Regions from separate parts of the Homo sapiens genome. Here all the other regions are linked to region 1. The links are chromatin contacts, found by Hi-C or POLR2A ChIA-PET in ENCODE. All regions are on one chromosome and are shown on one strand. Each heading gives the region's core, a stretch centred on a gene start or an enhancer-like site at or near the end of the contact. The rest is flanking DNA. Distances are from core to core; before and after follow the strand shown.

Region 1 (5,371 bases), core at 361-2,860:
GTGTAACAGCACGTCAGCACTTAGGCCAAGATTGATAACAACACTGGCCAAAAGATAAACAATTTACACAGGTGGCAAGCCATCTAAGGCAAAAGCTAAAAACAAAAACAGAGATGGACTTCTCAAGAAGTCATTTAATGTGTACTGCATACACACGTAATTTTCAAAAACAGAAAGGGAAGGCACAAAAAGTTTTGGCAGATGACACTAAATCAACAGTTTTAACATTGCTGCATTCCAGATCATTCCAATAAACAATGGTTCAACCTACTGAGAATCTAGAGACATTTCATCTCTAGGCAGAACACTGGTTTGTAAAGTTTAGTTGCTGGACCTAGGCCATGGAAAGACACAAGCAAATCCTAATGTTGAAACTCTAAATGCATTCCCACTTAGAATTAAACAGGAAAGGGAAGGTTCCTCCCCCATGTAGGAAACTGAGCCGTAATTTACTGGTTTCAATTTATAGCTATGAAGTGTGTGTGTTTTGGAGGGGAGGGAAGATGAGAAGTTGGAGAGGTTTAAGGAAAAGACACCTGCATGAGGTAGGGCAGAAGTGGACATCCTGAAGACCTGATTTCTAAAAGCAGCAGGCCTACTAGGAAAACTTAAATCTCTTTCATATTGACCGCAAAAGCGAATTTTGAGCCTGTAAGGTGGATCATGGTAGTTGCCGGTCTGCAGATACACTAGGTTGAAGACTCGCAGCACCTAATGTCACTTTTTCATGCTCACGCCCTCCCAGCGCCCAATCCGTGTTTATGGAATGAAGGGGAAAACCCAAAAGAATGAATGAACAAGAAAGGAGTCTAGTCAGGAGGATGGCCCTGGACGCGGACTAGGCGAAAGCAGGGACGATGCTCCCGGGGCCGGGAGGCGCTCGAGGACCCCCGGGCGCAGTGGAGAACGCGGACCGCGATAGGGCCGGGGGCGTAGGGCAAGACAAAGGCAGCGCGGGCGGCCAGACACGGGTGCCCGGCGGGGACGGGGACCGCGGGCGCTCACCTCATCGCCCCACTTGAGAACGTCCTTGTGCCGGTCCTTGACGGCGTGGTAGATGTGCAGGAACTGGAGGATCCCGTGCCGCCGCACGTGGTCGGCATGGCGCTTGGTTTCCTCCCAGCTCAGCGGCGAGCCCTGGGACAGCAGCCCCATGGCCGCCCCCTCCTCCTCCTCCTCCTCCTCCGGGCTGACGGCGGTCGCCCGCTCCGGGCGCGAGACGGACACTCAGCCGCCCGCAGAAGGCGGCTGCCGCTCCACCCCGCGGGGGCGCTCTCGGGCCGCAGTCGGCGGAGGGAGGGTCCTGCCCGCTCCGGCTCCCCGGCGGCGGCCCCTGGCGCCCAGGTGACAGACCCTGGGTCCGACGCACCGCGCGGAGGCGAAGGCAGAAGACCGAGAGCAGGCGGGACGGCTCTCGGCCCGGCGGCCTCGCCCTCCCCGCTGCTCCTCCTCCCGCTCCGATGCGGCGGCGGCGGACCCCACGGCCGCGCTGCCGCGGCGGCTCCCGCTTCTCTTTGCCGGTCTGGTGCACTGGCTTCTTCCTACTTGTGACCAAAACCTGCGCCGCCGCGGAGCATGCCCAGTCTTTGCGTCCGCTAGCTCGCCGCTCCTGGGCGCGATCCTGCGCTCCAGGTTTTATAGACTACGGGCGAAGGCGGGGAGAGGAGGCGGTGCAGCGGCGGAGGCGTGGCCTGAAGCCCGGTGGGAACCGCGGGGGCTCAGGAGGCGTGTGCAAGGGTGATTGGGTCGCAGTTGAGGGGAGCAGCTCGCGAGAAGGGGGCGTGCGGTCGGCCTCGCTTTACGCAAACGCGACATATCAAAATGCATTTTTTTTCCTAATCAGAAGAGATAAACTTGGGATTCGGGAAGAAAGTTGATTATTTGAATCAATGACGAACTCACCATATTATGTTTTAGTTGGACAGGGCCTCACACTTAGAGTGAGAGCGGCAGAATGTGTTGAGAAAAGTATTAACATGGTAGTGAAGTGAAACAGTTCAACTCTAGGCTCCATCACTTACTGACTGTGAGACTTGGGACGAGTTCTTCCCATATCTGCATAAAATTAGATTAATTCTATCTTTTATAGATGTCGTAATTATGTGCATAGTGTACATGTGTATAGTGTTGGCCAAAAAATTGACCTGGTTATTAAGAGGAATCAATTTGTCAACATGTGTAAATCATTATTCCCTACTGTCTTGATTAACTGGTGACCTATGTTCTCTGGATGGCACGGACACCATTTATTGCAAAAAGTCTCCAGACAGACCATATGAGGAACCATCTCCAAAAGTTTATCCTCCATCTAAACCTAAAATTCATCCCTTAAGTGATCAAAATGACGTTCTTGTGAGCCTACCGTGGGGTGGGGTTGAAGATAGTGGGAACACCTAGAGTTGGCCTTATCTCGGAGGGAAAGGAGAGGAAGGAGGTACCGTGCCCCCAAGTGATTGTTTAATAAATATGTGTTGACAGAGCAATGACCTGTCAGGGGAAAAGTGAAGGCAACTAGATCATACATGTACCTACCCAGAAAGTGTGTATTTATCATACCCTCTTCCCTCGCACTACAGAGTTAACATTTAGTAAGCACTTATTAATTGCTAAATGAGTGAGTACATGATAGCAGGATTCTCTTCTCCCACAGCCTTCATATTGGATGTGCCCCTCACAGGGCTTGGGGGCATGAATACCCAAGGTCTGGCTGGGATTTCCACAATGGTGTGTGTGTGTGTCTGTGTGTCTGTGTGTGTGTGTCTGTGTGTGGTAGGGATGTTTGAAGCTCAGGAGAAGATGTTTCCATCCTCATCACACAGGTGGGATAGAAATCAAACCACATTCTAATTTTTCCACAGCCTTTTCAACAACCTCCTTTGCCCTCCCACCAACCTCACCAGATCTGTATATGGTTCTGGCACTCTGTTGTTTTTCCTGCTTGAAATTCTCCATCTGACACACTCATGTTCATCTCTTGAGTCACAGTTATTCCTCTCTGTGTTTTGGTTGCATTCGTACATTAATGATAGAGTCATTTTAAAGATAGCTCCACACTAAATAGTGAATTCCTCTGGGGCACAGATGACTTATGCCTTTTGTACCTTTAATTCTAGAAAAGTGCTTGGTATAGAGTGTGTGCTTAATAAATGTTAGCTTCTCCGTGAAAAGCAGGTAGTGGGAGAGGGGGAGAAACAGTGTTTCCCATGTAGGTAAGACATCCAAGGATCATTGGGTTATTCTCATAATGTCATCTGACATTCTCATAGACCTGCATTGTTCAACACGACAGCCATCAGCCACATTGGCCAATGTACATTTGAAATGTGGCTAACATGACCGAGAAACCAAATTTTCATTTTAATTTAATCAATTTAAATGTAAATTTAAAAACTGATATTCCATTCAGTTACTGGAAAACTTTTAAGTAAATTTGAAACAAGTTGGAAATGTGAATCCATTTTTGACTGTAAATTTTATGAAATGTAATTACAGATCAAGTATTTCCAATGAAAACTTAGTGGCCCAGATGTGTTGTGAGTGTAAGTCACACACCAGATTCTAAGACAGTAGAATAAAAAGATGTAAATATCTCATTAAAAGTTTTATATTGATTACATAGCGATATAGCATTTTGGAAATTTTGAGTTAAATATGATGTGGTATGTTATTTAATTTACCACCACCCCCACCCACTTTTATTTTTAATTTTAAAGGAGGCTACTGAAAAATTTAAGATTACATATGTGGCTCTCATTCCACTTTATTGAAACAGTACTGATGTAGACCTTGATTTACACTTTGCAAAGCAGTTTTCCCATACACCTGCTGCACACCATACACTTTTCCCATGCACCTGTTAGGAATCATGGACCTGGGCGGTTCAATAATAGACTAAATTCTAGTCTAGCCAAAGCCCTACGCGACACTGAACCTAGTAAGAGTTTAACACTGTAATTGGAGTTACTCTGTCCTAGATCCCGGCTCACACTCACATAAGGGACCTCCCTCACCCTATCCTACCCCCCCGAATTCTGAACCAGCTCCCCCAGCGGGGGTCCCAGAGCTTTGGACAATCCCAAAAAGGGCGCCGGCGCTGCTGCACCACAGGGCAGTTATGCCCAATTTAAACCTTGATCTCTCAGTGTCTTTAGCCTTTTCTGTTACAAAGAAAAAACAAAAATCCCATCACGGATCAACTGAAGTCATATTTAACAAGAGTTACTCCCCTCTGACAATGCTTTGCCTGCATAGGTCCACTACTGCTCGATTTCATTCTGTAGACTGCACCCAGGGCCAGGTTTCGACATCTGGAAGTGAGTTTTCAGCAGACAGCTCCATCAGGGCTGTAACGATAGCTGAAGGGGAAAGAAGGAGCTCATATCTTGCAGAATCAGCTCTTCCCTAGACCATGACCAAAGGCCGATTCCCAGTAGTGTCTTCCGCGGAAAAACGCGAGACCCGCTCTCCAGGAACCCATCTCTGCCCAGCGGCGCCCTGGCACCGCAACCTCGCCTCGCAGCCCCGCGGACCAACACAGGCCCCGCCCCCAGAGCCGTCCGGAAAACCTGGACCGTGGAGATCCGCATGGGGGGACGCCGTGCAGTCGTGAGGCCAAGCTGAGCATGCTCGGAGAGCCGGCCTGTCGCGGGAGGAAGCGGTGTGGGCCGCGGGCGGCGCACGCCGCGCAGTTGTTGTGATACAGCCCCCGCCACGTGACTGCGCGGGCCCGCCTCCCCCGCGCGCGGCACCGCCTCCCCGTGACTCAGCGCTTTGTGCGGGCTCCGAGCCGGAGGTCAATCTGGGGGAGGCTTCTTAGGGCAAAGTCTCAGTCCATCACTCCTGACCTCTGGGCTGCTGCTGCTGCTAGGATTGCCGCAGTCGTTTCAGACACGATGGGTTTCGGGCCTCCAAGGACCAAAAAATACATCATTTTCTCTGTGGTCACGCCATTCCCAGTTTCCCTTGAGTCAGCGGCTTCGCGAGATCAAATAAGGAAAACAGAGAGAGTGCCCAGGGGACTCTGAGGAAGGCACTTCTAGGTTATCTGCCCCTGCCTTTACCGCTCTCTTTGGCTTGAGTATCCCTTGACCTTGGTGGTCTGTCGCTTGGGTCCCAGTATATCACATTCTATGCCAGGCACTTTGAGCTGGTATCCGTAAAACAGTACTAATCTTTGCCACATTTTATAAGTGAGGCAACTGAGATCCAGTAATACTAAGTAACAGGTAGTGGCTAAGCTGGGGTTTGAACTCCAGTGATATTTCAAAGCTGTCTACTACACCACTTAGCCTGGGTGAAGCTGGTGGCTGCCTTCAGTGTGATTCTTCCTGGGACTTGATGCCAACCTTCATTACATCCTTTCTTCTCCCTT
Region 2 (5,671 bases), core at 1,119-3,618, 300 kb before region 1:
ATAGTGAAACCATGTCTCTACTAAAAATACAAAAATTAGCCAGGTGTGGTGGCGCACGCCTGTAATCCCAGCTACTCGGGAGACCGAGGCAGGAGAATCGCTTGAGTCCAGGTGGCAAAGGTTGCAGTGAGCTGAGATCACACCACCGCACTCCAGCCTGGGCAGCCGAGTGAGACTCCATCTCAAAGCAAAGCAAAGTGTAGAGAAAAGAAAATTGCAACACTAGCCTCTTGGTACCTTGACATGAACCACAATTAACCACACTCTTTAAGTGGTGGTAGCTTCCATTTCTGTCACTGTTACCTTCATAGTACTTTTTTTTTTTTTTTGAGACAGAGTTGCTCCTTCTGCTCACTGCAACCTCCACCTCCTGGGTTCAAGCGATTCTCCTGCCTCAGCCTCCCGAGTAGCTGGGACTACAGGCACATGCCACCATGCCTGGCTAATTTTTTGTATTTTTAGTAGAGACGGGGTTTCACCGTGTTAACCAGGAAGGTCTCGATCTCCTGACCTCGTGATCCGCCCACCTCGGCCTCCCAAAGTGCTGGGATTACAGGCGTGAGCCACCACACCTGGCCCCTTTATAGTACTTCTATCTCAGTTTGAATTTCCAAGGCAAAGCCAGACACCTTTTCTCACAAAGCCTGTGCTCTGTTGTTAGGTGTGGGCATGAGTCTTGCTGTTCAAACTCAACTATTTCATTCAAAGTGACCTTTCGTGGGTTTACAAATTCATTGAGGTTGAATGTGTAACTAAATTCTAAAATGTTAGTTCTAAACTAAGTTCTAAAATGGTTCTAAAAAGTTCGTATGTAAGGAGCACCAGGAGGGCTTGCTGAAACACCAGTTGCTGGGCCCCACCCCTGGAGTCTCAGGTTCAGCAGGTCTAGGGCGAGGTCGGAGGATGTGCACTTCTAATACGTTCCCAGGTGGTGCTGAGGCTGCTGGTCTGGGGGCCACATTGAGAAACACTGACTTGAATGACTTGATGCTGTTGCTGGCCTGCTTTGTAAACTTCTTAGACCCTATCCAGTAATTGCCTTTCTTTTCTTTTCTTTTCTCTTTTCTTTTTCTTTTTTTTTTTTTTTGAGACAGAGTTTCACTCTTGTTGCCCAGGGTGGAGTGCAATGGTGATATCTTGGCTCAGTGCAACTTCCGCCTCCTGGGTTCAAGTGATTCTCCTACCTCAGCCTCCAAAGTAGCTGCGATTACAGGCATGTGGCACCACACCTGGCTAATTTTTTTGTATTTTTAGTAGAGACAGGGTTTTACCATGTTGGCCAGGCTGGTCTCGAACTCCTGACCTCAAGTGATCCACCCATCTCAGCCACCGCACCCAGCCAGTAATTGCCATTCATAAAGAAAGCCAAGATGACACCTACAGAGCAAAATTATGTGATATTCAGGAATAAACACTGAAACATTATTTTGATTAGAATAATAGCTGCACGGAACAGAAACTTAGCTATAAGAGCTTAAGCAAATAACAGTTTGTTTTTCTTACATTCCCAAGAAGACTAGAAGCTGTGATAGGCTGGTGAAATGACTTCACCTCATCAGGGGTCAAGGCTCTTGCTAACTTTCTCTTCTGTCATCCTTGGTAAATGATCTTTGTCCTCATGGTCACAAGATGGCTGCTGCATCTCCATGTATTGCCTCTGCACTCTAGGCAGGAAAATGAATGATGAAGAAAAATGCATGTATGAGCTTTTCTGAAAGTCCCTCTAGAGACTTCTGTTCCCATCTCATGGGTTAGAACTATGTCACATGGCCACACCAAGCTTCAAGGGAGCCTCAGCACTCATTGACCCACATAAAATGGGGTTCCCGTCGATGAGAAAGGAAGGAAGAATGGGTGGTAATCAGCAGGCTCTGGGATGCACTCACCTGCTTGACTCCCAAAGGGTCACATTGCGTACTCAGGCCAGAGCCACCTACAGTGCTAAACCAGCCACGCAACAAGTGAAAGGGACAGAGAAAAGACATGAAGCCACTTCTGTACTAGCATTTCTTGCCTCCTGCTAATGGGTGTTATATGAAAAGGGAAAACTGAACTAGAACTTCTTTACTATAGACTTCTGAGAAGTTTTATTAAGCTTATGTATGTGATGACATTCCAAGGCAGGAACAAACATACTGCATTTTCCAAGCTTATTTGACCACAGAGGCTTTTTAAAAATTTTTCTGGAGCATCTCTCTGAACTACATTCCATGGAAATTTTTGCCAGAAAACCTTGATATATACAGTGTCAACTATCAGTGTGTTTTTTAAGACTCCTTACGAGAAAAAAAGCCAAGTATGTTCTTCTTACATCAGTGAGATAGTTCTACTTTTTTTAAGGGGAAGGAAATGAAAATAGGAACAGTTTGTGAGTCAGGGCGGGGGGTGTGATACCAGCCTGCCACCTGAGAACCATGCAACCTTGACAGGCCTGGTGGCCTCCCTAGAGTCTCCTGTGGTTTTTTTTTTTTTTTTTTTCTGTGAGACAGAGTCACCCAGGCTGGAGTGCAGTGGTGCGATCTCGGCTTACTGCAACCTCTGCCTCCCGGGTTCAAGTGATTCTCCTGTCTCAGCCTCCAGACTAGCTGGGATTACAGGTGCGTGCTACCACACCTGGCTGATTTTTGTATTTTTAGTAGAGATGGGGTTTCGCCATGTTGGCCAGGCTTGTCTTGAATTCCTGACCTCAGGTGATCCGCCCCCCCTTGGCCTCCCAAAGTGCTGGGATTACAGACATAATCTACCACGCCCGGCCAGAGTCTTCTGTTCTTACTTGCAAAACAAGATCTGTAGGCAAGCACCAGGATGCATCCCAATAAACCAAAATTCTGCAACTTCACAGCTCCTAGAAAGATCAAGAAGGGATGCCTGAATCAATCTTTGGTAATGGGAGATAGAGGATATATGCCCTCCTGTTGGGCGACAGAGTGAAACCCCGTCTCAAACACTGGAGATGGACTCTCGGGGTTTTGACATGTTGGCCAGGCTGGTCTTGAACTCCTGACCTCAGGTGATCCGCCTGCCTTGGCCTCCCAAAGTGCTGGGAGCACAGGTGTGAGCCACCACACCAGGCCTGGTTCTCCCCTTTTAAGGGCTCATGCATTCTATTAAGCTCACCTAGATAATTTAGGATAATCCCCCCATCTCATCACATCTGCAAAGTCCCCTTTGCCATATAAGGTAACATATCTACAAGTTCTAGGAATTAGGACATGGACATCTTGGGACTCATGGGCATTCTGTCTACCATGCAGATGAAATCTATTGTTTAAAGAAGTATAAACAGTGTTGGGAAACTGAAGACTATAACAAAAAATTCAAATTAGGCTTAATAGTATGTGAGACAAGCAGTACAAAAGGTAGAGAAGGTTTATGTGAGAAAAGAAAAGAAAAAAAAACCCAAGAAAGGAGATCAATTACAATACAAGCAAAAGTAGGACAACACTAGTTACGAGCTGGAAGCACGTGAATCCTTTAAGAGCCCGAGCAAAGGGCAAAGGTTTAGTATGGGATTGTTGGAGTTTCTTTCTATTATATATTGTACCTTCACCAATAGAACTAAAAGTCTAAAATCACACTATTTAAAAACCGAGAATGTATCAGCATTAACCAGATTGATCCTACAGGCGCTGCTTGACTTTCAGGTGTGGAGGTGGTAGGAAGAGCCACAGAATGGCCTGAAATAATTGCAGAGCTCCAGTGTTTGAAGAATGTATAGGAACCTGGTGAGGTGAAGGCACCCGTGCCTTTGCTTAGTGGCTTCAGGATGTGGAATAAAAAGGAACATGACATCTACATCCAGGTGAGAATTAGGCTTGGGACAAAGGGTGGTGAAGTATTAGTCCAAAGGTCAATAAAAGAGTAAGAATCACATGCAAGTAAAAGGATCCAGGCAGAGGGTGTGCAATAAGAATTTCTCAGTCCTGGTCCTGTTGTCATTGTGAACCACATAATTATTTGTTGTGTGGGTGTCCCGTGCATTGTAGGCAGGTTAGCAGCATCCCCGGACTCCACCCATCTGATGCAGTGGCACCCTGCCCCAGGATGTGACAACAAAAAATGTCTCCAGGCCTTGTCAAATGTCCCCAGGGGGAGGAGACAAAAATCACCCCAGTTGGGAACCACTGGTATACACTGAAAGAATAGGTAAGGGGACACAACACACCAAAAAGGGGGAGCCTGCAAGCCTGGAAAGAGTCTTTGAGGCTGCAAGGACACAAAAACCGAGGGAACCTTGTAAGGGGCCTGTTGCTGGAGCTGGTGGGCTGGCTGGGAGCCACCAAGAGCATCCAGCTGGTTTGCATACTGGCCTGTAACTTGGCCAGGGCAGGATCCAGGTCAGAAGAGCTCAAGTCTAATTCGTTCAGGGGTTGCACTCTGGTTGTTTTCCATTTGTTATGCAAGCACAGGTTTCAAAAGGCAATTCACCTGGGCAGGGGATATGCTTGCTTGCAATATAAACAGCTTGGAACCTATTATCTTACATGGTTGTTTCACTTCATCTAGGTTCACTGTCTGTCCTCCTGACCCCTGATTTGTAGAGGAGGGAGGAAACAAGGATGGTGGAGAGACTTGGATGCAAGTAGTGCCACCTCCAGCCTTTACAAGTGCCGTTAGGAGAATTAGAAAAGGTGCATCTCTGGCTGGATGAATTAGGAAAGAATGTCCCCTCAGGGAGGATCAGGAGTGGGGCTAGGCTAGGAGAGTGGATGGCACCTTATCTCCAACCCTAGCTGGGAGCGCAGAGCTGCGTGTCAGCGCCCCCATAGTGAGTACCTGCAGAGTTCCTATGGGAGCAAGCCTCCACCATGCACACTACATCTTACATAGCCTGTGAGGCAGAGGCTTACTCATGTAAACCTTGAGGGGCAGACATGACATATGGGGCCTCCGAGCTCTGAGGGGTACTAAACTTTCTTACCAGCAGGATTAGAATTTTAGTATGACACATGGTGAGAAACAAAGGCAATTGATTCTGTAGGAATGAGTGTAAGGTGGCTTAAGAATATTCTAAAGGAGAAAAAAGCAAAATGGACAGCTAGGAGAGACTGTGCAAAGTCGCTTCTGTGCATCTGGCCTGATGAGCATATTCATTGATAAATTTAGGACCTAGGTGATCAACAAGAGCACTGCACTTTTGCAAGTGAGGGCAGACCTCTAAAATTCCTTCTAAGGTTCAAACACTAATGGCCCAAGGCTATTAACTGCATCTAGTTCAGGGGATGTGTTCTATAAAGTAAATCATGATCTGCTGCATAAATTCCTATGCACTGGATGTTGTAGAAAAATCTTCCTTTGATGACCTTGGAAGACTAGACATGTTAGCCCTCTTTCTACAAGGGCAAGGAAGGTATCATGCAGCCAAAGGACAGAGAAAGATTCTAAGTCAAGAAAACGCCCATTAAGTGCAGATGTGTCCACGTTATAGTTGGAGACCTTGAACCATAGGGTCAGACTAACCCTAACATTGCAGAGTTGCAGAGGGTGAGAGTGTGAATGGAGACCTACACAACAACTGTCTAATTTTGTTTCTTTTGAGACAGGGTCTTGCTCTGTCACCCAGGCTGGAGTGCAGTGGCGCAATCACAGCTCACTGCAGCCTCAACCTCTTGGGTTCCAACAATCCTCTCATCTTGGCCTCCCAAAATGCTGGGATTACAAGGATTAGCCA
Region 3 (5,385 bases), core at 24-2,523, 370 kb before region 1:
CAATGATAATTTCATTTCATTGGTCCTCAAGGGTTTTTTGATATTTAGAGTTGTCTGCTAAGATGGGAAATTTCTCAGGAAAGGAACACCCCTTAGAAGGGGGTAATTTGCTTGTTACTGAGAATAAGAAGTGAACCAGGTATGGCAGCTGTGCCCATAATCCAAGTCACTTGGGAAACTGAAGCGGGAGGATAGCTTGAGCTCAAGAGTTTAAGTCCAGCCTAGGCAACATGGCAAGGCCCCCGTCTCTAAAAAAATAAAATAAAATAAGAGAAAAGAAATTTCTATTAAAAACTTATTTTAAAAATAAGTAAAATAGAATAAGAATGGAAAAGTGAAGGGTAGGCAAGGGCAGAGGTAATGGCCACACAGGACTAGCCTTCGGCTTGGTCATCTTTTCTACCAGTCACCAATCCAGGGCACCGAGAAAGTCCAGCAGCGCCTGAGCCTGCTGCACTTGCAGTAGCAGGGACTGGCCGGGAGATGGCAGCCCTGTCCCAGGTCGGGTGGTGCCTCAGCCGCAGTTCCTGTCACGGCCATCGGGAGGCAGTGCAGGAACACTCACTGATGTGTAGCAACTCAGCCTAAAAAGCAGTTTTTATTATAATACATTGCTGCTGTGATAAGCACTCAGCAAATATTTGTTTGAGTGAGTTGACTCTATGTCAGTCATTAAGATCACTCTCTTGAATGCACCCTCAACACCTTTGCAGGTACCACAATCCTGGGTCATCACTTTAAACCCATGTCCGTGAATGTTACCCTGTATCCCCGCCGTCCGTTCATTCTCACACTGTTTCACACTTGCAACTCACTCAGCTAAGCTCCGACACCTCACTCTGCTCATGGCCTTGCTTTCCAGTTCACTGAGAAAACGAAGCAGATAGACGGAACTTCACAGCGCCCTACCACGACCACAGGTCGGCCTTCCTGCCAGCGAAGGTAGGTGAACTGTCCTGGCTCCTAAGGGCAACCCTTCCCGTGCCCTAGGTAAAATCCCTTCTCACTTCCACGGAAACATGACTCCAGAAAATTTTCACGACCTTTTCCCCCACGTCATCAATTTTCCTTTCTCTACTAGCTTATTCCTATTAGCACAGAAACCTGCTGTTATCTATCCCATCATTATTTATCATTCCTCTTGGGCCCCAATTTTCTATCAGCTATGACCCTATTTCTGTTCTTTTTTCCAGTAATTCCTGGGGTTTTCCATACTTACTGATATTCACCAACTCCAAAGCCTTCCCTGCTATTCTCGGCTACACCCACTGTAATCAGCTTTTGCTCAGACCGTTCCAAAGGAACTTCTCTTGACCTCTGCATCACTTACATCCATTAGTCAACCCTGTCCTCATCTTCACTTTATCTATAAACAGCACTTGATTGCTAGCTCCTCACTTCACCGATCCTCAGGGCACCATCAACTGGCTTCTCCTCCCCTCTTAGTTCTTTGTGGAGTCTGCCTTTTCTCCCCAATCTATCCTTACCAAGTTGTCTAAGGCATGGTCCTTGCACTTATTTATACCTCTGGCTCAGACAGAAGTCTGAGCTCCATACTCAGCTCAGACAGAAGTCTGAGCCCCATACTCAGCTCAGACAGAAGTCTGAGCCCCTGAGCTCCATACTCTGATACCTAACTGTTCAACTTCTCTGCATGACCATTTAATCGGCCCCCATACTGTTATCCTCATATTCCCCTGCTCTGCCCACAGTCTTCCTGTCTCAGTTAATGGCTACCCATCCTTCCAGGCTCTCAGGCCAAAATCACTGCAGGCATCAGTGACCACTTTATTTCTCTCACACTCCATATCAGCTCCCTCAGGAAATCCTGCTGGCTGTACCTTTAAAATATATTGGGATTCAAGCCGGGTGTGGTGGCTCATGCCTGTAATCCCAGCACTTTGGGAGGCTGAAACAGGTGGATCACTTGAGGTCAGGAGTTTGAGACCTGCCTGACCAATATGGTGAATCCCCGTCTCTGCTAAAAATACAAAAATTAGGCTGGGCATGGTGGCTCATGCCTGTAATCCCAGCATTTGGGGAGTGTGAGGTGGGTGGATCACCTGAGGTCAGGAGTTTGAGACCAGCTCGACCAATATGATGAAACCCCGTCTCTACTAAAACTATAAAAATTAGCCAGGTGTGGTGGCATGCACTTGTAGTCTCAGCTACTCAGGAGGCCGAGACAGGAGAATTGCTTGAACCCAGGATGCAGAGGTTGCAGTGAGCTGAGATCACGCTTCTGCACTCCAGCCTGGGTGACAGAGCGAGATTCCATCTCAAAAAAAAAAAAAAAAAAAAAGAAAAGAAAAGAAAAAAAATACATATATATGGATTCTTACCATGTCTCACCACCTCCACCCACTACCACTCTGAGGTAAGCCATCAATATGTCTCCCCTGGATTACTCAATAGCCTCCTAGGTGGTCTTCCTACATCTCCTCCAATTTGTTGTCAATTGAGCACCCAGAGTGACCTCTTTTAAAAAGGCCAGACCATGTCACTCCTTTGCTCAAAACTATCTATGGGCTCCCCACATTAGTCAGAATAAAAGCCAAAATCCTTGAAAGACATGCAAGATTCTAGACCAACAAAGTCCAATCAAAACAGGGCATTTTACATTTCCCAGGAGTCACCATGGAAAAGTAAAAATAAACAGATGAAATGAATTGTAATAATATATTCATTTAACCCAATATCACTAAAACATTATTTTGACATGGAATCAAAATTAAAATTGAGAAAAATTACAACTAATTCTCATTCAAAGTCTTTGAAACATGATGTATTATTTAATCATGCAGCCAGGCTAGGCGCAGTGGCTCACACCTGTAATCTTAGCACTTTGGGAGGCGGAGGCGGGTGGATCACCTGAGGTCAGGAGTTCGATACCAGCCTGGCCAACATGGTGAAACCCCATCTCTATTAAAAATACAAAAATTAGCTGGGTGTGGTGACATGTGCCTGTAGTCCCAGCTACTTGGGAGGCCAAGGCAGGAGAACTGCTTCAACCTGGGAGGTGGAGGTTGCAATGAGCCGAGATCATGCCACTACTGCACTCCAGCCTGGGTGACAGAGAGAGACTCCATCTCAAAAAAAAAAAAAACAAAAAGCCATGCAGCCCATGTCAATTTGGACTAGCCACATTTCAAGTGCTGAGAGCCATCTGTGGCCAGAGATGACCATATCGGGCTATACAGCCAGAGACCACATTTCTCAGATCATCTGTCTGATCATGCCTTCAGCTACCCTCTGCCTGGCTCACTCTGCTCCAGCCAGGGGGCATGCCTGACACTCTGCACTGCCTGTTCCCTCTGTCTCCACTGCTCTTTCCCCCAATATCCATAGAGCTGCCTTCTTCACATCTTGTCATCTTTGCTCACATGGTCAACCTGTTTAAAGGATAGCCACCACACGTCCCCTTCTGACACTCCTAATTCCTCTTACACACCCTATTTCTCCCTCTAGCATTTAGTACCTTCTAAAAGACTGTATATTCATGATGTGATCTCTGTTTTCTCACACTAGAAGATAAGCTCTGCAAGGGAAGGTGTCTATTTTGTTTGGCAGTATGGGCCCGACACTTACAACAGTGCCTGGTACATAGTTGGGCACTCAATAAACACTTCTTGACTGAACAAAGTAATGAGAGACTAAATCAATCTTCCCAGAGGGTTTTCAGGTCAGGGCTCAGAGCCAGTGTCTCACATAGCACAATAGCAGCAGTGACCTTGGTGTGATTGAAATGGGAGCTATTTTGTTTGTTAGTAATCACTGCAAGAAAGGGCAAAGCTAGATTCAATGCAGCAAGCATTTTCTGAGTGTCCACTGTGTGCAAGGCTGTAACTTTCGTACATGTCTGCAGGAGCCATCACTAGGACATAGCCTCACCTTCGGGCTGGTACTAGGTTTCCTCTGTGCAGCTCCGGAGAGCAGCCCCAGTGTCAAAAGCATGAAATTGATAGAAATTGATTTCAATTTTTTTGGAAAGAAGAACTTTTGAGTAACCAGCTCCATTCAAAATGAATTGGACTGTCTTAAGAGGTGCAACTATTGTCCCAAATCTAGAAATAAATATTACTTAGAAGATATGGGCACTGAGAGGGAGGTTAAATTAAACCTCATAAGCCAACTCTAACTTTAATATTCTAAGATATTAGCCTACATTTTGATATAGTAGAAATAGTATGGGTTTTAGTATCAGGCAGTCTGGGTTTGAAATCCTCTTCCATCCATCACTTAGCCTGCTTCTGGTTAGCCTTTTCTTTTTCTTTTTTTCTTTTTTTAGACAGTCTTGCTCTGTCACCAGGCTGGAGTGCAGTGGCATGATCTCGGCTCACTGCAACTTCCACCTCCCGGGTTCAAGCGATTCTTGTGCCTCAGCCTCCCGAGAAGCTGGGACTACAGGCACATGCCACCACGCTCGGCTAATTTTAGTATTTTTAGTAGAGACAGGGTTTCACCATGTTGGCCAGGATGGTCTCGATCTCCTGACCTCATCATCCTCCCGCCTTGGCCTCACAAAGTGCTGGGATTACAGGCATGAGCCACCGCGCCCGGCCCTGGTTAGCCTTTTGCATATGTTACATTTTTTTAGAATGGTGCCTATCCCCAAGGATTTTTTTCTAATATCAGATGAGATAATGTATATAAAACTGGCTTCCATATGAGTTGACATATAATAGAAAATAAATAATAAACTTTACTTGGAAAATTTTCTCCTAGGTTCCAAGATTTCCAAAATTTTTCAAGGTTTTCCTTTAAAAAAATAAAATTCTGATTTCCAATGGCAGGGCCTGGGGAATGGGTGATAGGTGCCATGTCCGGCCTCGAAGGCGGGAAGAAGAAGCCCCTGAAACAACCAAAGAAGCAAGCCAAGGAGATGGACGAGGAACAAGAGGCCTCCAAACGGGAAAAAAAAGGAGAAGCAGAAGAAACCCAGGAGCTAAAAGTGAAGGCCAAGGCTGTAGGGAAGGGCCCTCTCCCTGAACATGGGTGAAATCTGGCAATCTCCATCTCTTTTCCTATCAGTAACAAGAACAATCACTACTCATAAGTGTTAGGTGCTGTGTCATTTAATCTTTGCAAAAGGCCAAGAGATGTTGGCCCAAATTAGTCTCATTCACATGAGGAAACTGAGGTTCAGAGATGCTAATTAACTTGCCCAAGGCCAATATCTGGGTAAATGGCCAAAGCTAGCCTAGGAGATTCCTAAGGTAGTCTTTCACTATTTTGTACTAATTAATTCACTCAAAAAGTGTTTATTAGCCAGGCATGGTGGCTCATGCCTGTAATCCCAGCACTTTGAGAGGCAGAGGTGAGAGGATGGCTGAAGCCCAGGAGTTTGAGACCAGCCTGGACAACATAGGGAGGGCCCTATATCTA
Region 4 (5,465 bases), core at 2,300-4,799, 430 kb before region 1:
TGATCACTACAATGCTGAGAAGTGGGGGAATGGAAAGTATTTGTGAGCATGGTGTAAATTTAATGCATTATGCTTATAGATGTGGCAACACTAATGGTTGAATGGGGGAATAATTTGGTGACAGTCTTCTCTGATGCATTCTGGCAGGTGGAGAAGTATTTCACTGTTTGAGAAACATTGTTTTTCACGGTTTAAGAAACATCTTTCAAAGCCTAATTTCTTTACTCCTCAGGTGTCAAGACCTTTGTTTACACCAGATCAATTGTGCAAAGTTCCCTGCAACCTAGAAATGAAGCAATTATTTCAAATCTATTTATGGGACACAGAGGACACACAGTGAGATTTTGCTGATAGTGCCTTTAAATCTGAACCTTGGGTCCCACCCCTCTGCCAGGCCACGTTTGTCTAGGTAGGCAGTGACTGCCCAATTTACCTGGATTGGTAGGGGTGATGGGGGAATACAGAGGAAGAAAGACTCATTAGATGCTGTTCTAAGATTAGCTCTAGTTCCTGATCATTGGAACAGTCTTTGGAATTCTCTGCTCAGTCCTGGGAAGATGTTGTCAAGGGGATAATTGTCAGAATGGTGCAAACACTGCAGGAGAAACAGTAGATACACTCACCAAAAAGATAAGGAGGTGTTTTCTGGAAAGATGGCCCCTTTGCAATTAGTGACTATTCAAAATTAAAACTACCTCCTTTCAGTTACCCAAGTAACTGCCATTCATAAATGCCTGAGTTGTGGTTGCATTTACCCGTGTGCAGAGAAACTGACCACAAGACTTTCAGGACTCAGAGGACTGAATTGAGGGGTGGCTGCCTCTCAATGAGGAGTCAGAGGAGCAGGGTGTCTTCCTCAGGACTCACCAGGAACAATAGGACCCATGTGATGAGATTGGGCCCACCTGGACAATCCGGGCTAGCCTTCCCATCTGAAGGTCCTCAATGTAATCACATCTATAAAGTCTCTTCTGCCACGTAAGGTTTTGTCACAGGTTCTAGTGGTTAGGATGTGGACATCTTTGAGGGACCATCATTCTGCCTACCATAGCCATGACTTCCTGGGTATAGCAACACTGCTCAAACTCTATGCCTCCACTTCTAGGGATCTGGACACAGGTCATGAGCTCAGAGTTTTTAGAAGATGGTGTCACTAGGGTAGGTATTAATATTAACCTCAGCACAATACCAGCAGTTTGGCACCCATGATTATCCCAGCAAGCTTCAGACATCTAGTCTTCCTTCAGGCATCTGTAGACATTTGCATTTTGGCACTTCCATCAGCTCCCAAACCCTTTCCTCTGGCTGGCTCAGAAATACCTAGCGCCATGCTTGACCCTCTGGTAGGGAGGTCTAAAGAAAGGTCCACCCCCATTTTATCCCTTCCCCTCACTTTCCACCACAGATAACAACCCAGATGGATGCAGCTGGTGTGTCTTCCTGTTGACAAACACCATGGGGAGTGAGTTGTGCCAATTCTCTTGCCACATCCACGTTATGTCTCCCCTGACTCCTCTGTAACTCCCTCCCTCCAATTCTCTCCTCATGACAAAAAACCTGGGACTGCAGACTGGCTTATGAAAAATGTGGATAACAATGTGCAAACAGATGGGTGTGGTGGTTTATGCCTGTAATCCCAGCACTCTGGGAGGCCAAGGTGGGCAGATCACTGGAGCCTAGGAGTTTGAAACCAGCCTGGGCAACATAGCGAAACACTGTCTGTACAAAAAATACAAAAATTAGCTGGCCACAGTGATGCCCACCTATAGTCCCAGCTACTCAGGAGGCCAAGGTGAGAAGATTGCTTCAGCCCAGGAGGTTGAAGTGGCAGTGAGTGGTGATCACACCATTACACTCCAGCCCGAGTGACAGAGCAAGACTCTGTCTCAAAAATAAAATAAATAATGTGCAAACACTCACACAGCATTTTCTATGTGCTAAGTGCATTATTCACATTAACTCATTGAATCATTGCAGCATCCCTGTAAAGTGGGTGTTATCACCTTTTCTTAAAAGTGAGGAAACTAAGGCACAGAGATATTTAGTAACTTACCCAATGAGTGGTTATGATGGGATTCACATCTAGGTAGGCTGGCTCCAGAGCCTACACTCTGTCCCCAATGCTAGCGTGCCTCTAGACAAATATAGATCCAATGATAATATTCAGACCATCACTGGGAGGTGAAGTGCTTTCTCCTACCTTCCTAGATGTATTTGCAGTTTTAAAAAGCACAGAGAGTGATGCTATGTGTCACACGAGTACACCCTGCCCAAGGGAGATGGATTCAGACTGGGAGCCCATGGGTAAAGGTTTGTTCTGGTTCTGCCATTTTGCTGGCTGAATGATTGTAGACAAATAATAGATCATCTCTGAGTCTCAATTTCTTTATCTGCAGAACGAGGATGACAGTCACAATACCAAGCTCACAAGGTTCTGGTGGGGAATGACATTCCTGATCTCATTGGATAAAAGTGTTAAAGTATTATTCACTACCTAGAGCTAAGGTCATTTGTTTTCTTTTTGTTGAGACAGAGTCTCACTCTGTCACCTAGTCTGGAGTGCAGTGGTGTGATCACATCTCACTGCAGCCTTGACCTAGCTAAGGTAGTATTCTTATTAGAGCATGGGATTCAAGCTTGTTGAGCATGAATCTGAGACAGAGAGCTTGTTGGCCCTCCAAGCACAGCACTGGGCAGCCTCTGTTCCTTCTGCATATAAGGCCACCTCTTTATTTTCATTCACTGCCACTGACTGGGTCAGGACCTCACCACCTCTAGCTTGAACCTATAAAACAGTTTCCTATCAGATATTCTTCCTGTACTCTCGCCCCTTCCCAATCAAAACGCTGGCATCAGGTTAGTCTGAGGCACAACCTTCCTCTGTTATCCACAAGTTGTGACCTTCTAAACTTTCTACAGCCTGCTGTCTCTGGCAAGGGTGATGAACTCAAACACCTGTGAAGGTCCAGAGGACACCACAAGTGAGTGAGGTGGACCAGGTGTGCAGGCAGTGGCAAGCCAGACCCTGTGTCTCTTGCCTGAAAGGGAAGCGGCTACTCAGCTTCCGTTCGAAGATTCTCTATAAGGCCTGACCTTCCTATTTTTAAAGAGAAGCTGGAAATCCATGTTGTTTGTGAAATGTTGTATGCTTAACCAAACTCAAGTTTAAAAGGAAAAAAATAAAAACACGATACAGGTCAAACAAAAGCCATCTGCAGGATGAGTGGAATCGGCCAATTTTTGACCCTTGGTATGCAGGTTAAAGCCCAAATAATAAACTTTGCATTCTAGGTCTGTACAGGTTTGACACTAACCTACCTTTCCAGCTCGCCTCCTGCTCCTCCTCCAGGTCTGCTCCTAGCCAAGAATAGTTCTGGTTCCCAGGACACCCAAAGCCCCTCCCTACCCCTGCCCCTTTGCTCTGCTGGCATCTGGAATGCTCTTTCTCTCACCTTCCCCACCCTCCAGCTCCTCCTGGAAGTTCTACTATTCCTCCTGGAGGCTTTCCACAGTTTAACTCCAGCCAATGAATGATTAAATAATTACACACAATCTACTCCCCCTGGGCCTCCAGGGCACTCTCAAAGAGCTCTGTTTCACCTGTGTTTACTTTCTACCACATCCTGGCCAGTGCCACACCTCAGAAGGCTTCAGAGAAAAATTGTGACTAACTGACTTGTGTCACTTCTCTCCTACTAAATCATAAGCAAGTTGTCTGCAGAGCCCCCCACTGCCAGCTCCTTGCCCCAGCTCCTCCCACCACCACCATGACCCAGGACAGCGCCTTATAGGTCCCAGATGACTGTCAAGGCTTCTTGAAAGCTTTGGCTCTAAGGGATTAAACTGGAAGACTGCAGCTGATTAACTCACTAGGTTTAAATTAAGTTCTTGGGCTTGCTGCAAGCAGAGCAAAACTCTCCCGTCTCTCTGCAGCCCCTTCTCAGGCCTCTGCTCTCTTTGTGGGCATGGCCAGTGTCTCTTAGCTGCATCCTGGGTCACTCAAGGTCTCAGGGTAGGAGAGCTGGATGTACAAATCACACCCTCATCCTCCTGGGGGAGTGGATCCAGGTGCTGGTGGAGGGATGCCAGCATCACCTGGAAGCAGAAAGTTATGCCCTGAGGGAGCTGTCCCTTGTTTGACTAATCCAAATTAATACCACTATTATTGTCTTACAGTGTTAGGGCCATGAGAGGCCATATAGCCATTTAGACTGAAGGAGGAAACCGAGACCCAGAGAAGCATGATTTGCCCAAAGACAGGGTAAGGGTGAACTCTAGATAGGATCCAGGACATCTAACTCCAACTCTGGAGACTTTTTTCCACTAAGCCAAAGATTTGCTGCTATCATTTGAAGTGTTCTGATAAAAACACAAGTGAGATATCTCAAGACTACATTTTTCAGACACTCCATCTCACAGCTGTGCAAAAATGGGCTGCCGATTTGTTTTTGTCCTTTCTGCTTCTGTGAATGTGGCATTTGGAGTGTGACATTTGCTGCTCCAGCCACTTCTGATCTCAGTGTAATTTCCTTAGCTTAGGAAGATGCGTGGTATGTGTCTGTGTGCTTGTCCCTACATTTCAAACTCCCTGGAGAACATGTGTCGCAGAAGTAGACAAAATGAGAAAATAATCACTGGTAGTTTGCTGCAATGTCTCTTGGTCTGTTCTCTTTCTCAACCTTCCTAAGTTTGTAGTTGGGACAGACTTCTGCAACAAAGGACAGATTAACAAGAGAACAGTCCAGCTTATCAACACGTACAGGACACATCGCGTGGGAGAAACCTCAGTGAAGAGTTAACTCAAGGCAGTGTTTACGAGTCTGCCATATATAGTATGTCTAATAAAGAACAATAAATTTCAGAGAAGTGACAAGACAAAGGAAAGTAGTCCTGGACTTCCAAAAATGGGAAGCTATGGGAAGGTAAATATATGGGCAAACACTAATGGAGTAAAGTCTGCTCACAGGTCCCTCTGGCACCATCTCTGAGCTGATCAAGGGTTGTCTCCAGTAATGAAGAATGTACATCTTATCTTTAGGTAAGAAAAGAGACAGGGAGGATAAAAAACCTTTTGTCTCTGTAAATCTCTGTCCTGCTTTTAGGCAAGCAAAGGGAAGACACAGAGCTCCCCTGCATCTTAATTATCTTCAGCTCAACAATCCTCTTATTTTGAGGAGGCATATTCTGGTCTCCCACAGTTGCCATATTTCCCTGGGAACATTCAAACGAGGAATAGCTGCCATGAAAGTCAAGAAAAGACATTTTGGGAGCCTCTCCAAACCTATTCTGGGTCAGAGGCTGCCTGGTTTAAGAAAAAAGGGAGAGAGAAAAAAGGAAAAGATAGTTTACACTTACACTACTTTTTCAAAATAAGAGATTATTCTGTTTATTCTCATGCCCATGATGGGAATCTCTGCTGAAGAGTAAGTCAATGGAGGAAGGCATCTATTGAAGCGCTAAGACAA
Region 5 (5,477 bases), core at 2,311-4,810, 380 kb after region 1:
AATAAGAAAAAGTATACTTCCCTCTTGATTTCCTTTTTCTCCCATGCCTCCCATGCCTCATTCTGGGTTGAAGGAAGCCAGAATCGCTTTGGGTAATAGTAGAACATTATAGTGACTTTAATTTAGGATTTTTTATTTACTCTTTTATCTTTTTCTTTCCCCACACCCTGTAATTATATCCTAAATTTTAAAATAAATGTTCTTGCTGTTTATGGAGCCTTTTTATTTTATAGTAATTTCATATTTTTATAAGTATTCTTTTATTCTGAAAGTAATCCTTCTATAGTAACTAGGTAAGTTACATGGAACACTTTCCCTTTTCCTTAACTACCAGTGGGCAGTTGATGAATGCACATACATCCAAAGAAAGCTTTTCCACCCATTTTAAGAATTTCTAAGAAGGTAACATTTGTATTGGAATGCTAATGCCTTGAAGCTGCATGTTTTGAAAAAAGTAGTGGAATAAAACCAAAACACTCACTCCACTGTTTGTTTTTAGAGAACACTTCTAAGGCGAGCCACTCCACACCCAGGGGAGTTAAAGCACATGAAAAAGACAGTGGAGAATTTACGGAATGACATGAATGCTGCTAAAGGACTGGACTCAAACAAAAACGAGGTCAATCATGCCATTGACCGAGTGACCACTTCTGTGTAGAGTTTCACCTCCAAGTTTTACCTCCTGTGTCTTCCTCTGCTGTCGAGACGTTCCTGTCTGCTTCCCGGGAGCCTCACGTGCTCCTTGTCCTAACCAGCCCCCGCGCGCCATCTTCCCGTGGAGTGTGGGGAAGCTGCTGTCTCCCAGGAAGTGCCTTACTCATCCCGCAACCAGTCAGCGCACCAGTGGTCTCCCGGTGTGATTTTTTTTTTTTTTAATTTCAGTTGTTTGTAATAAGTAGAATACACTACTGTAAACATACGACCTTTGTTTTTGTCTTATGTTGGGGTAAAGGAAAGCAGGAAGGGGAATTTTTATCCTCCTCCCTTCCGTAAAGTGCTGGGATATTTTGAATCCCCCAAGTTCCCTTGGACCTACTGATGAGAGATAGTTTTATGTATGGGGAAAAATGGATACTTTTTAAACCTTTTTTGGCAGCTCAGATGGTGTAAATTTTAAAATTTTGTATAGGTATTTCATAACAAAAATATGTATTTCTTTTTTGTTATTTTATCTTGAAAACGGTACATATTTTAGTATTTGTGCAGAAAAACAAGTCCTAAAGTATTTGTTTTTATTTGTACCATCCACTTGTGCCTTACTGTATCCTGTGTCATGTCCAATCAGTTGTAAACAATGGCATCTTTGAACAGTGTGATGAGAATAGGAATGTGGTGTTTTAAAGCAGTGTTGCATTTTAATCAGTAATCTACCTGGTGGATTTGTTTTTAACCAAAAAGATGAATTATCAATGATTTGTAATTATATCAGTTGATTTTTTTTGAAAAGATGAACCAAAGGATTTGACTGCTAATATTTTATTCCTTACACTTTTTTTCTGAATAAGTCTCTCATAATGAGTGCAGTGTCAGACTGTGCCTACTCTGATGGTATGTGCCATTTGTAAAATAAAATAGAGCAGAAAAACACAAAAAGAGAACACTGGTTCAGACATTCAGTGGGCAAGTAAATTATGGACTGCAAAATAATGATTTTTATTCAAGAAAGCTTTAAAAGTTTTATATCCAGATATACAACCACAATAAAGCAAAATAACCTACTATCAAAATAGAAATGTTGCTATCTTTATAAGTGCAATTTAATTTGTAAATAGAGTTTGAATCAAAGTATCACAAAATACTGCTTCAAGATTTAATTTTAAATCTGCTAATTTAAGGGATATTGGGAAAAGTTTTGGTGTGTTTCTGTTGATTTCTTTTTTGTATGCTGTGATAAAAGAGAAATGAAAAGTGCCAGTCACTGTGTGGTGTCTAGGAAAATCATATATATTTTTTTCTCCAAGAAATAAATTCATCCTGGACATTGGCCATACAGCTTTTTAAAATTATTACTTTGTATGTTCAAGTGATAGCAGGTAGCCAAATTCTTTGACAGTGTGCTCTGGTCTGTTAAATATCTAAATTACCCGTCAGTTGTGAGTGACCTCCTGTGGGACTTGCATTCACATGGGGCAGAGCCCAGAATTGCCTTTGACTCTGGCTAGTAATTTTGGGTTGTGGCTATCTGGCCAATTGGACTCCTTATAAACCCGTCTTCAACCAACCAAATACAATACTTTTTTTTACTTCTATACATTTACTTATTGGGTTCACTTAGCTTTTTAGTCTGTGTGTATGTAAATATGTGTGTATTTTAAAAACTATTTATGGAGCTGAAAGTACATAACACATAAGTGAGTTTCGGCTGGTCAGTTTTATACCTTGTTCCCTAATCTGTGCATACCAATTTTCTTTTCTCTGTTTTAAGATTTTTGACATCCTCTATTTTGTTTTAAGCTTATAAAGATAATGCCACTATCTCATGGGCTGATTATATATAAGCAAATTGGTTTTATTTAATGAGAATTGTCTTGACGTGGAAGAACAAGTAGAACTTGCATGGCGTGTTTTGTTTGTTTTTATATAAAGCCCATCCTTTACTACTCAGTTCATCATGGCTTTTCTGGACTGGAGGTGGACAGAATGGTGTGTGTGTGCTTAAATTTTCCTAGGAAATGTCATGCACCTAGTTTATTTCCTTTGGCCTATCTCCTTTAGTTCATGTTCACTTAGTTTGCTTTTTGTTTTCAGTTTGGGGGATTTTGTTTGTTTCCCCGCTTCCTTTGAGAGGGAAATGTCGCTTTCATCTGAATGTTTTACGCTGGTGACACTGCAGTGCTCTTGAACTTCAGGGTGCTGGAACCAAACTCAAGCTTCACAGTGGAAACAGCACCAGCCAGACAGTTCTGCCTTGAGAACATGCCAAGCCGTTTCTAGGAAGGCCCCTCTCATAGTTATAAGAAAAACTTGATTATGTGAAACGATACCTTTCTCTGTCAGTGCCCCCCCCCCCCCCACCACGACCCCCGTCCCCATCCAGCCCTTCCTTTAGGAAAGGGAGGAGTACAGTATATGGCTGGCTGTTTGTCTTGTGGGAGTGACAGGTGAAAGCAGGAAAGGAGGTTAGTATGACCTGTTCACCCACTTTTTTTTTTCCCATAGCCAGTTATTTCTTCTTTTTAGCAAGAAAATAATGTCTCAGTGGGTAAAATAGCCAGAGAAAAAATGAGAGGAAGTGAAATAATCAAAGTCATTGATAATGAATAGAGGGATTGGTAAGAAATCATAAAATGTCTGCCTAGATATTGTTTTTTTTCTGGAAAGTTTGGAGGAATTGTCCTGACTGACCCAATCTTTCTGTCTAAAAACATACTAGCTGGCTGTCAATGAGGTGAGCAGGCAAGGTGGGATCACTCGCACCAGCCTCTCATAGCAGCACTTCTGCCATCTCCTGTGAAATCTACCACACCCAACAAGACATGCTTAGTGAATGGGGTGGAGGCTGGGAAAATTCTGTGTCTGAGAGTTACTCTGAACAGCCAGTCCTTCCCTGGTAAAATGACTGACGCTTGGTCGGCCACAGTGGCTCATAGCTGTAATGCCAGCACTTTGGGAGGCTGAGGTGGGAGATCACAAGGTCAGGAGTTCGAGACCAACCTGGCCAACATGGTGGAAACCTGTTTCTATTAAAAATACATAAAATTAGCCAGGTGTGGTGGCGGGCACCTGTAATCCCAGCTACGCAGGAGGCTGAGGCAGGAGAATTGCTTGAACCTGGGAGGCGGAAGTTGCCGTGAGCCGAGATCGTGCCACTGCACTCCGGCCTGGGCGACAGAGCAAGACTGTCTTAGAGAAAAAAAGAAAGAAAATGAGTGATGCTCTGCCCTGGGCATGCTGCTGGTGTGTGGCAAGGCTGCAGCAGCACTCTCAAACAAGGGACTGCATTGCAGCTGCTTATTAATAGAAGGCAATTAGGGACATTGCCACTCAGTGACATCCATGGAGAGTTGCAATCTCACTTCACCATTGTTGTTGTCTTACCTCATCCAATTTTCCAAAGAGCCAATTAAAAAAAAAAAAGAGATAACTTTATTATGGAAAATTCAAAACATACAAAAGTAGAATCATCATTGACCCTCCTATAGCTATCACTCACCTTCAATAATTAGCAACACAAGACTAAGGCATTTAAAAATGCATGTTTTTAAAACATGTATTATGTTTTAAAATATGTCTATAAGAAAGTGCACAATGAAGCATTTTTTTTTAAAGCTCTGGAAAAGCAAGCAAATGTGCTTTTTAAAACTGCTTTGGAGTTACAATTTTTGAGTCAATATGCCAGTGGAATCATGCATATGGATATAGGTCTGAATCCCAGCCTGCCACGTAGGTATGGACAAACTAACCTCTCTGGGCCTCAGGTCCTTCATCTTTAAAATGGGGCAGTAATAGTCCTTTCAGGCTTAGAGTGAGGATTAAGTGGGATACATAAAACACGCTCTCAGGAAGTGGGTGGCTGCTATTATTACAGGTCTTGCTGTTTTTGTTGTTATAGTAGTGTTATTAGCACCCCTGCAATTCCTGCCACCAAGCCAACAGTGTGTCATCAGATGGGTATGTTCTCAGGAATGAGGACACACACTAGTTCTGATGGAGAAAACTTTATTTGAAAACTGTTTCACCTGTGGTTTTATATATAGACTCCTGCATTATGTAATGGGTGGTGATTTTAATTTGTCCTGTGTGCTTACTTAATGGTAGGTCTAGCAATGGTCTCATGGTAACCACCTCATTTTAACCAGACTTACTAACTAGCCATCCTTAAGGTAAAACTAGATCCTACCAAGAAACCATGAGACAGCTAGTTGAGAAAAGGGTCTCCTTTTCCAGAAAATGTCCCCCTCTTTGTCATATTCTTGGTTTTCTAGGTTCAGGTCTCTGGTGCTCATTTTGCCTTGTCTCTATTTCACCCTGGATTTTCATAACATCTCCTTTTTTACCTCTTGCTTTGTTCTGTCTCCTTTCTCTCAAAGGAGGCTTTCATGTATCAGAAGGAACGAGTCAATTTAAGACATGGATCATCCAGGGAGAAAAACCTGCTGGAACAAATAAATTAGTGCAGCCTGACGTGGGGCATGTAGAGAACACTCCCATCTTGTTGGAGTGGTTTCTTTTTTAAAAAGCAGACAGCTGGCGGGAAAGGGAAACCAGAAAAACCTGATCTGTTCCTTGTGTTCAGTGGGCTGTGTGGAAGATTGGAGATGAGGTTTTGTGTCTGGCAGTAGGCCAGAAGGATAGTGTAACTTTAGACTCTGAGAGTGGGCAATCATTGTGACAAGCATGGATTTTAGCCAAGGGCTCTTGAGTTCTGACTGGACAAGAACCTGACTGGGTCAATCCTCCAAGTTTCTTTTTTTTTTTTTTTTCTTTTGAGACAGAGTCTTGCTCTGTCGCCCAGGCTGGAGTGCAGTGGTGCAATC

The links. Hi-C counts contacts between places; a loop is a spot of excess contacts on that map. ChIA-PET counts read pairs that join two places held with the same protein, here RNA polymerase II (POLR2A). Pooled maps may share reads with other maps.
Region 2: a loop to region 1 is called in a pooled map, with 2.5 times the contacts of the local background. The contact joins the enhancer-like site here to the promoter of GCLC in region 1. A Hi-C loop is called at or near these places in 1 of 37 single-sample maps with no recorded cell type and 4 of 50 pooled maps. POLR2A ChIA-PET finds 5 or more read pairs at or near these places in 1 of 52 experiments (B cell).
Region 3: a loop to region 1 is called in a map of CD4-positive, alpha-beta T cell, with 3 times the contacts of the local background. The contact joins the enhancer-like site here to the promoter of GCLC in region 1. A Hi-C loop is called at or near these places in 2 of 168 maps with a recorded cell type or tissue (CD4-positive, alpha-beta T cell and naive thymus-derived CD4-positive, alpha-beta T cell), 1 of 37 single-sample maps with no recorded cell type and 12 of 50 pooled maps. POLR2A ChIA-PET finds 5 or more read pairs at or near these places in 1 of 52 experiments (activated CD4-positive, alpha-beta T cell).
Region 4: a loop to region 1 is called in a map of PC-9, with 8 times the contacts of the local background. The contact joins the enhancer-like site here to the promoter of GCLC in region 1. A Hi-C loop is called at or near these places in 2 of 168 maps with a recorded cell type or tissue (PC-3 and PC-9). POLR2A ChIA-PET finds 5 or more read pairs at or near these places in 1 of 52 experiments (H1).
Region 5: a loop to region 1 is called in a pooled map, with 5 times the contacts of the local background. The contact joins the enhancer-like site here to the promoter of GCLC in region 1. A Hi-C loop is called at or near these places in 4 of 37 single-sample maps with no recorded cell type and 4 of 50 pooled maps. POLR2A ChIA-PET finds 5 or more read pairs at or near these places in 1 of 52 experiments (GM12878).

The regions. Positions count from the first base shown.
Region 1 is chr6:53,543,491-53,548,861 of GRCh38, forward strand. It overlaps GCLC (glutamate-cysteine ligase catalytic subunit), which reads right to left and starts at 1,611. Exons shown (of 16, transcript NM_001498.4): 1 at 1,006-1,611. The coding sequence starts at 1,155. RefSeq lists enhancers at 295-1,036, 875-934 and silencers at 1,155-1,584, 4,652-4,881.
Region 2 is chr6:53,242,768-53,248,438 of GRCh38, forward strand. LOC124901332 (a long non-coding RNA gene) reads right to left here. Exons shown (of 4, transcript XR_007059612.1): 2 at 2,774-2,845; 3 at 1,504-1,664; 4 at 1,278-1,377. Among named protein-coding and RNA genes, the nearest start is that of MIR5685, 31 kb to the right of the region's middle. Within about 2 kb of position 2,369, at least 5 of the 41 ENCODE cell types and tissues checked have a DNase peak (open chromatin) inside an H3K27ac peak, as active enhancers do; they include B cell, where a contact is called at or near this core.
Region 3 is chr6:53,171,543-53,176,927 of GRCh38, forward strand. No RefSeq gene overlaps it. Among named protein-coding and RNA genes, the nearest start is that of GCM1, 25 kb to the left of the region's middle. Within about 2 kb of position 1,274, at least 2 of the 41 ENCODE cell types and tissues checked have a DNase peak (open chromatin) inside an H3K27ac peak, as active enhancers do.
Region 4 is chr6:53,109,067-53,114,531 of GRCh38, forward strand. No RefSeq gene overlaps it. Among named protein-coding and RNA genes, the nearest start is that of GCM1, 37 kb to the right of the region's middle. Within about 2 kb of position 3,550, at least 7 of the 41 ENCODE cell types and tissues checked have a DNase peak (open chromatin) inside an H3K27ac peak, as active enhancers do; they include PC-3 and PC-9, where a contact is called at or near this core.
Region 5 is chr6:53,922,136-53,927,612 of GRCh38, forward strand. It overlaps LRRC1 (leucine rich repeat containing 1), which reads left to right. Exons shown (of 14, transcript NM_018214.5): 14 at 500-1,990. The coding sequence ends at 658. Among named protein-coding and RNA genes, the nearest start is that of MLIP-IT1, 74 kb to the right of the region's middle. Within about 2 kb of position 3,561, at least 5 of the 41 ENCODE cell types and tissues checked have a DNase peak (open chromatin) inside an H3K27ac peak, as active enhancers do.